Regions from separate parts of the Homo sapiens genome. Here region 1 is linked to region 2. A link is a loop called in an ENCODE intact Hi-C map of the cell type or tissue named here. Cell type or tissue: endothelial cell of umbilical vein. All regions are shown on one strand. Links, peaks and the distances in the headings refer to the core of each region. The heading gives the core; the rest is flanking DNA. Region 1 overlaps SYN3 (synapsin III). Region 2 overlaps SYN3 (synapsin III).

Region 1 (4,386 bases), core at 239-4,238, 190 kb before region 2:
GTAAAACCCTGTCTCTACGAAAACCACGAAAAAAAAATTAGCTGGGAATGGTAGTACGTACCTGTAGTCCCAGCTACTTGGGAGGCTGAGGGAAACGGATCACTTGAGCCTAGGAAGTTGAGGCTGCAGGAAGCCAGTATCATGCCACTGCACTCCAGCTGAACGACAGAGTGAGACTCTGTCTCAGAAAAAGAGAGGGGCGAGTATATCTCATGTTAAGTATTATCACAATAAAATAAAATAAAATAAAATAAAATACTCGAGGGTTTTCAAACCAGACTCTGTCTCCCAACTTTGATGTGATTTAGTGAATAACTCTACGTACTCTACTAAATAACTGTACTCATCTGGGTGGCCAAGTATAATAATTTTTTTGAAAAAAAAAAAAAACCCAGGCTTATTACGTAGAAAGTATTGAATAGCAAGAAGAGCCCTGGGCCAGGAATTGGAAGCTAGATACTCTTTCTGTTTTTTTCCATTCATTTTCTATGTGAGTTTGACAAATCATTTCCTCCTGGAGCCCTTGTTTTTTATTGTACAAAATGAACACGTTGGACTGGACATATTCTAGTGTCCCAATTAACCCTAGAATCTAAGAGTCCCATCACTTTATATTTCTAACTCATGCATTTCCCCTGGGTTCCACTTTCTCTTCGTTGTAGTGGTCCAAGTTGTCACGTGCTTCCTGTTTGCTATGTTCTAAAATCACATTTCTGAAAAGTCAAACTTGAGTTAAGACATTAGGATGCTTCAGCTGCCTCTTCTAGCTTTGTCTTCAGTCTCTTTCTCAGCCTGGGATCTGTCTGGGTGATCTGCACTTAACAAAACTGGGGACAGAAACAAGTACGGAGTTGGCCCCTAATCACCCCACCTGGTCCATCAGCTGCACATTCAAACTGAGAGGGGCCCATTTGCTAACTAGTGGGACATTGCTGATCTGTAACAATGCCGACAGCCTGCCACGCCTGCCCTGCCTGCCCCTGAGGAGGGCACATTATTCAGCTCCTTGCCTCAATTTTAGTGCCCTTCAACAATCTGTTTTCTTCATTAGCCACTGTCTTTTTTTGGTGGAGGTTGGGGGGGGTGCAGTGACATCCTATTTTCCAGGCTGACAGTCCAGCCAAGAGTAAATTAGTTACAGTGTAAATAAACCTGGGATAACTTCACAGCTTAAAGTGCATTAGGGGAGCACTGGACATTAATGCCAGGAAGGGAGGGGCAGGTGGATCCTGGTGTTAATGCCAAGTAAGGTCTTTTGCTCTGGCTCTGTGTGTTCTGAAATCTACATACAGAAGAATTCTAAAGAATGCCGAGAAGATAAGGGCTTCTGCCTTCAATCTTCCAATTATATGCTAGTCCTTGGTAATAAAAATGCTTCCAGGATAGCATCTCCATGGGGACCAGGCTTTACTGCCCCCCAACTCCGACCCCCACATATCAAGTGGAGATGTGCACAGCCATGAAGATGAAAATCCAGCCCCGCTGCCCTGATCATCTGGCTTTGAAGTAGCTGAAACAGCTCTCACAGACAAGTAGACTCTTCAGAGGATATCAGCCCACTCTAATGCTCTGAGTTAACTTTAAACAATTCACCTCTTCTCTGGGTCCCTTCAATTCCCAGGGACACCATCCAGCCCCGTCCTCCCTCTTAAAAATGGCAGAGCACCTTGGATGGCTGATTTCAAACATTCTTTGAGAGTCTCAGAAAAAGGTGTTTTTAAAACAGGAAGGAGCTCTCTTCTGCCTCAGGCTCCCACACCCTCCTGAAGGACATGCTTGAGGCATAAGGGTCACGCTGCCACCTTGATCTCAACTTCAACCTCAGCCCAACCTGAACCTAGCCAGCCTGCATCCCAGCCATGGAAGCTGCTATTTTTGAAATAGAAGGAATATTCAATACTTTTCACTCTGTCAATATTTTTACCTTCATGTTTCTCCTCTTCCCCCACCCCTGTGCCCCTGGTTGGGGAAAAAAAAACACACATTTTTTTAAAAGCTAAACAAAAACAAAACCCCATCCAGGCTGAGGCCAGCAGATCGCGGTGTTCTGGGTGGATTTTGCTACGTGCCAGCGAAGACCATCAGCAGGATTTGCAGGAAACACCTTGCGGAATCCACTGGGAGAAGCCAGGGGCCACAGAGAAGCGTGAGGCGGATACACTCACGGTCCATGTGACTGGCTGGCTCCCCAGGCCTGGGTACAGGAAACAACTGTGGGATTCCAGGGCCCTGCAGGGACAGACACACAGTGGTATTGCGGGGGCGGGGGGGTGGCCCTGTGGATCCCTCTGGTGTTTTCCAACGAGAATTCCTTTAACTCGCATATCTATTCCCAGCTGCCTGTGCATGACCTGTGCTGAGGGGACACAATAAGAAAGGTCACAGGCAGCTTCCCAAGAGCTTCCGTTCCAGGATTTGGCTGAAGCTCTGTTTCTGTGAAAGAGGGGCACACAGGGCAAAGACATGAGCACTTGGGCACCAGAGAACCTGGGGTTGAATCTCAGCTCCAGCTCCTCCTAGCTATAGACTGTCGGGCAAAGCATGTAACTTCTTTTCAGCTTGAAAAGGGAGATGCAATCATACAAGGCTCATAGGATGTTGCAGGCATTAAGGGAGATACTCCCCTTGAGGTACTTAGCACAGTGCCTGGTGCAAAGTAACCACTCAGTGAACAGCAGCGGTGACTACTGTTTTGTGAGAGGCCCCCTTTCCCAAGACAGTGAAGAGGCTAGAGGGCAGCGGGAAAAAGGACGAAGGGGTTCCAAGAAGAGAGAAAAGAAAATGCAAAGTACTAGCTGGGACCCATATGGGCCGTGCAAGCTCACAGCAGCCTGGCTGCCAACCTTCCTCCTCCTGAAATGTCGGCTGCCCCACTTACTCTTGTTTGGAGCATTTCAGTTTCAGGTCAGGTTGAAGCGAGGGACATTGACTGGTATCAGTCCAAGTGCAGTGAACACCCCAGAGCAATGCAGAGAGAGGCCCAGCAAGAGGCAGGAAGAGGAGGCGTCACTGGAAAATGCTCATTTCTCATTTAAGTCTGTCAGGGTCGCATCTTGGTCCCATTCTACCCAAGGGTGGGGTGTAGTTTGGTTGGGCCAAAAGTGGTACGTCAGAGTGCATGGTGAAGCCCGCTGACAAACCTTCCTTCTGGAGGAGCTGTGGGTGTGGGAAGCCAGCACTGATGTGCAGAGTGAGAAATGAGAGCTATGGAGTTGGCAGGCCTGCCTGGGCCAGGGTCAGTGCCCGGGGACCGGCATTGTCCTGGCTGGAGGAGGGAACAGCCAGTGGCCAGCAGTCTGTGAAGAGGCTGGGGTAGAATGAAGGCCAGACCCAGGCCAATTAAGGTCTGATGAAAATCCGGGCCGTTTTTCACGAAACAGGAGGCGGGCAGCCCTGCTGCGGTGGGGATGCTGGCTAGATGGAGCATCTGGCACCGATCAATTCCCAGGCCAAGAAGTGAGCCTACATGTGGGTGCAAATGAAATGCCGAAGGCCCGGGGACCCCACCCCCTCTGTCTTTGCCATAATGAAGTGCCAACTGGGAGCCAGCTGGGCAAAGGGGACATGTTGCCTTGCTCCGTCCACTGTTTGGTAACAATTACGAGCATTCTTTCAGCACCAACAGGAACAGTAAGCTGGGGGAGCAATTCTTTGAGCCACCAGGCGTGATCACGAAAGGAGGGTTTAGATCAAAGAGGGTATCAGTAATGTTCAACGCACCTCATGGGTCTCTGGCCTGGGACTAAAGCCGGCAATGGGATGGGGGAGCTGCTAAGAAGTGCCGAGCTGAATTAAGCAGTTCCTCTTTCATCTCTGCCCGTCTTCTTCAGCGGTACCCTCTGAGGGTAGAAATGGTGCCAGTTTCAGCTGGTTCCATGTGCCAAGTTCAAGTCCGCTATAGGGAGGAGGCTGGTAGTCTCCTCCAACCCTCAAGACCGCTCCTGGGGCAGTGGGGAGGTAAGGACCAATGTACCCAAGATCCTTGTTTTTTGTCTTTCCCCTCCTCATTGTGGGGCCCCCTAATGAGAGAGGAAGAGTGTGAATTTCCTTATGTGACTGTCTCCCCCAAGCTTGGCTGATATACTCTTCAGCCCCTACTCCCCTCCCCACCGCTGGCTCCAGCACTGAATCTGGGAACGCTCAGTCCAGCGTGCTGATGAGGCAAACACAGGGAAGGAAAGAGCTCAGTCTCCCAGAACCGGCCAAGAAGTCTATAGTGGGTAGGTAAGAACTCCCGCTGGATTGGGAAACCTTGGTTCTAACTGCCTGGACCACTAACTCATGAGGTAGCATCAGGCAGGTCACTTCCTGTCCCTGGGCCTGTTTCCCCAACTGGGAAGCAAACAGACCAAATAAAGGCCCTTAAAGTCTATGCATGGGTATGCC
Region 2 (4,386 bases), core at 225-4,224:
CCTTACTCATAGTTTGCAGGGCCTGGAAAGACTTTCTCAACATCCTCCTGCTCCCATAACGCTGTATTTGCAATCTTCTTGGAGCACCTATTATAACACATCTGCTCCTTCTTTATCCCTCTATTACCCCAAAAAAAGATCTAGCACAAAGAAGCGCTAGCCGGATGTTTAAAACTCAGGTGTAAATATTTATGGAAACTGCCAACACTAAATAAGCGACCTTATGAGTCAGGTTCTCCATCCACCTTCCCAGGGGGACTCAGATGCAAGAAATGTAAGTGGATTTTTCTAAGGTTCATTTTCTATTTTAAGCACCAGCATGAACAAAAGTCAGTTTGGGGTTCCCTCCCCTTCTCCTAGAGTTGCGCCAGACTTTTGGAGCTTGAGTTAGTTCCAAGACAGTGGGAGGAAACACCAATGTTATTGATCCAAATGGCATTCATGGAGATGTCCATCACTAGGTGCTCAGCTGATGGTCCACACAGGTTGCTGTTGAGCCAGGGATCCATTCCATGCATCTCCACTGCTCTGTGCTCTTCCTGGATGCACGGGAATCTTCCTGCTATTCTCATACCTCAGTAGGCACCCTTTCCGCGGCTCCATCCACCTGGACGTTTCAAGCAGCCACTTCCACTCTAGGGTCCTGCTGCTTCTCCAGTGACATAGTTCTACCAGGAAGTAATGTGCAGGTCCCCTCCTTGCCTGAATCTCCTTGGGACTTGTTCCTTATTCCAAGGCTCACGTGCCAGAAGTGGGGTACAGCTCCCCACCCCACCCCAACCCCCAAAATATCCCCTTTTGTGGATTTACCTCCACTTTTCCCCTTTCCCCCAGACAGGGAATTCTTGTCTCATCTCAGAGGTGAGAAGCCCTGCTCTTACATACCGTATTTCTCCCAAATCTGTTGTCTCCTATGCCAAGAGTTGTTTTGGTTTTCCTAAGAACTTGGGTTTTGGAAACAAAAGCAGAGGGCAGGGAGCAGTTACGTCCCTTTCCCAAAGCAGTAGCCACAGAGCAGCCCACTGGCTCAAATGGAGAAGGGTCTCAAGAGAAAGGACATACCAGGTGGAAACAATTACCAATTAACGTTTCAGAAATATCATCCAGCCTCACAAGCTTTAAACACACACGAAAGCACGTATTACTTGTAGAGTAAATTATTAAAGCAGACAAGTTTAAGATGCAAGGAGGTATTTTTCTGCCATTCCTGGGCCCTTAGCTTTTTTTTTTTTTCAGACGGAGTTTCGCTCTTGTTGCCCAGGCTGGAGTGCAGTGGTGCGATCTTCGCTCACCGCCACCTCTGCCTCCCGGGTTCAAGTGATTCTCCTGCCTCAGCCTCCCAAGTAGCTGGGATTACAGGCATGCGCCACCATGCCCGGCTAATTTTGTATTTGTAGTAGAGACGGGGTTTCTCCATGTTGGTCAGGCTGGTCTCGAACTCCCGACCTCAGGTGATCTGCCCTCCTCGGCCCTTAGCTCTCATTTAATTATTGTCTGGCTTTAGGGAGGATTCTGGGTCCCTTGTCCTTGCCTTCTTAATTTTCTTAGGAAAAGTGTTTTGAAGGAAGGAATGTCACTGTCAAAAGGCACAGTTTCACCTCTGAGTCCTCTCTGGATTCTCCCCTCTGGTGTTTTCTCTCGGACCTGGGAACCTCTTCTCTCCTCCTGTGTCTGCCACCTCTCACCACCCTTTCCCCAACCACTTCCTGCTACGACATCATTCTAAGAACTGAGCTGAGGCTGGAGAGAGCTAGGCAGTGGAGGGCCAAAGGCACTGTGATTCCAAAAAGAGGTCTGAACCAGGTTCTCCCCCATCCCTCCCCTTTCCCGGAACAGTCAGAAAAAGAGGAGAAAAGCCACCAAGGCCACAGCACTGGGAGGCCCCAGGCAGCCACCCCAGGAATGAGGGAGGAGGCCACGGGATAGAGGCCGCTGCTGCTCTTCCAAAGGGGATTTCTTCACTTCCTGCCAGGCTCTGGTACACAAACCTGTGTGTTTAGGAGGGAAAGGAATGTCACTGATTGCTCCAGTGGTGGTGGAAAGGGAAAAACGAAAATAACCTGCCCAGCAGTTCAGTTTCCTGTGCATGTGCCTGCATGTGCGAGCGTCAGTCCATCCGCCAGCCCAGCACACTTCCTGCTTGTCTGGGCTGGAAGGCGTTTATTTGGGAGGGTTGCGTGGAGCCAGGGCATGCTGAAAAGGCATTCCCAGGGCCCCTGACACTCACGTGGCAGGACAGCTGCCACCTGCCACCTAGAAGGAGGATCTTTATCCTCAGTGTGCCTTCAGGGACTGGTGGAGAGCACCTCCCTCTTCCTCTTCCCCACCTCATACCCCTCCCCTCCACTGCCAGCCTCCAACCCTGAATGTACGGTTGACTATCTGCTTATATGTCTCGTCTCCCTGCTAAACTTCAGGCTCCCCAAAGGGTAGCAATGGGGTCAAATTCCATTTTGTATGTCCTGCCTAGCACAGTTTCTGGCACTCAGTGGGTATTCAGTATATGTTTGTGAAACTGCACTCTGTCTCCCATCTCCCTCCCTGAATAGTTCCTTTCTCCCATCATCAGTCAGTCTTGTCGCTTTTTTTTTTTTTTTTTTTTTTTTTTTTTGAGGCAGAGTCTCGCTTGCCCAGGCTGGAGTACAGTGGTGAGATCTCGGCTCACTACAACCTCCACCTCCTGGGTTCAAGCGATTCTCCTGCCTCAGCCTCCAAGTAGCTGGGATTACAGGTGCCCAGCTAATTTTTTGTATTTTTAGTAGAGACGTGGTTTCTTCATGTTGGCCAGGCTGGTCTTGAACTCCTGACCTTGTGATCCACCCGCCTCGGCCTCCCAAAGTGTTGGGATTACAGGTGTGAGCCACCGCGCCCGGCCCCTTGTCTCTTTCTTTAAGCACATCCTCTCAGTAAATGCTCTGAACTGTCCTATAGGAGAAGTATTGTTACCTCCATTTTACAAATGAGAAGGCTAAACTCAAGGTCAAATTCATACCAATCATAAAATATTAGAGGTTTGAAATATTGAGATTTGAACATGGGGTCTTCTGATTTATTTCTACTATAACTCTTTTTTCCCTCCTCTGTTCTTCATTTATCTTTTCCTTTATGGGTCTGTTCTGCCCCCCCCGCCCCCCCACCATTTCTAATTTGCCCTCTCATTATTCTTAGAGATCTCTTACAGTGATTTCAAGGACTCTCTGGGCTTTTGGCAGAAGGCTTAAGTTGACCCCTGTGGGGCGAGATTAGGTGGCAACGCAAAGTGTGAAGATAAACATCCTTCACATCCCTGCTCAAATCTCACCCCCTTGGTGGGGCGCAGTGGCTCACGCCTGTAATCCCAGCACTTTGGCAGGCCGAGGTGGGTGGGTCACAAGGTCAGGAGTTCAAGACCAGCTTGGCCAACATGGTGAAACCCCATCTCTACTAAAAATACAAAAATTAGCCGGGCATGGTGGCGTGCACCTGTAATCCCACCTACTCAGGAGGGGCTGAGGCAGGAGAATTGCTGAATCTGGGAGGCAGAGGTTGTAGTGAGCTGAGATCACATCATTGCACTCCGGCCTGAGTGACAGAGTGAGATTCCATCTCAAAAAACAAAAACAAAAAACAAACAAACAAATAACTTCCTCAAAAAAGGTTTCCCTATCACTTTTATAAGCTCATCTTTTTAAGTGTAAATTGTGTGCACATTTTATAATGTCCATATGGATCAGCATATTAATACAAGTATAACTTTTAGGTAGATTTAAAAAACAAATAACTCATCATATATTGAGATGCATCCTCACCTTTTTTTGATAGGGGGCCTGATCAAAAAGTTTGGGATAGGGCCAAGCACAGTGGCTCAAGCCTGTAATCCCAGTATTTGAGAGGCCAAGGTGGGAGGATCATTTGAGCTTAGGAGTTCGAGACAGCCTGGGCAACATAGTGAGACCCCCATCTCAAAAATAAAAATAAGGCCGGGTACGGTGGCTCACGCTTGTAATCCCAGCACTTTGGGAGGCCGAGGCGGGCGGATCACGAGGTCAGGAGATCGAGACCACGGTGAAACCCCATCTCGACTAAAAATACAAAAAATTAGCCAGGCGTGGTGGGGGCGCCTGTAGTCCCAGCTACTCGGAGAGGCTGAGGCAGGAGAATAGCGTGAACCCAGGAGGCGGAGCTTGCAGTGAGCCGCGATTGCGCCACTGCACTCCAGCCTGGGCGACAGAGCAAGACTCCATCTCAATTAAAAAAATAAAATAAAAAGATAAAAAATCAAAATCAAAATAAAAAAGTTTGGGGTAGGACACTGAGTGTGGCTTAAGTCCTTTCACAGTCTTGTGATTTGGATTGCCCTTCTAGAAAATGGTTGGAATCCTTAACCAGAAACTTCTTTATTATTAT

The links. Hi-C counts contacts between places; a loop is a spot of excess contacts. Peaks named below come from ENCODE experiments on the same cell type or tissue, not always from the same donor. Only the 100,000 strongest peaks of a DNase experiment are listed, where the experiment ranks them.
Region 1: a loop joins it to region 2, with 15 times the contacts of the local background. A loop is called at or near these places in 1 of 110 quality-filtered maps.

Annotation. Positions count from the first base shown.
Region 1 is chr22:32,828,546-32,832,931 of GRCh38, reverse strand. All of the region lies in intron 6 of SYN3 (synapsin III), which reads left to right. All of the region lies in intron 1 of TIMP3 (TIMP metallopeptidase inhibitor 3), which reads right to left. Among named protein-coding and RNA genes, the nearest start is that of TIMP3, 29 kb to the right of the region's middle. In endothelial cell of umbilical vein, for the core only: no CTCF peak of the experiment used is centred there; a DNase peak (open chromatin) is centred at 2,231.
Region 2 is chr22:32,642,299-32,646,684 of GRCh38, reverse strand. All of the region lies in intron 6 of SYN3 (synapsin III), which reads left to right. All of the region lies in intron 1 of LOC105373002 (a long non-coding RNA gene), which reads right to left. Among named protein-coding and RNA genes, the nearest start is that of SYN3-AS1, 70 kb to the right of the region's middle. In endothelial cell of umbilical vein, for the core only: no CTCF peak of the experiment used is centred there; no DNase peak of the experiment used is centred there.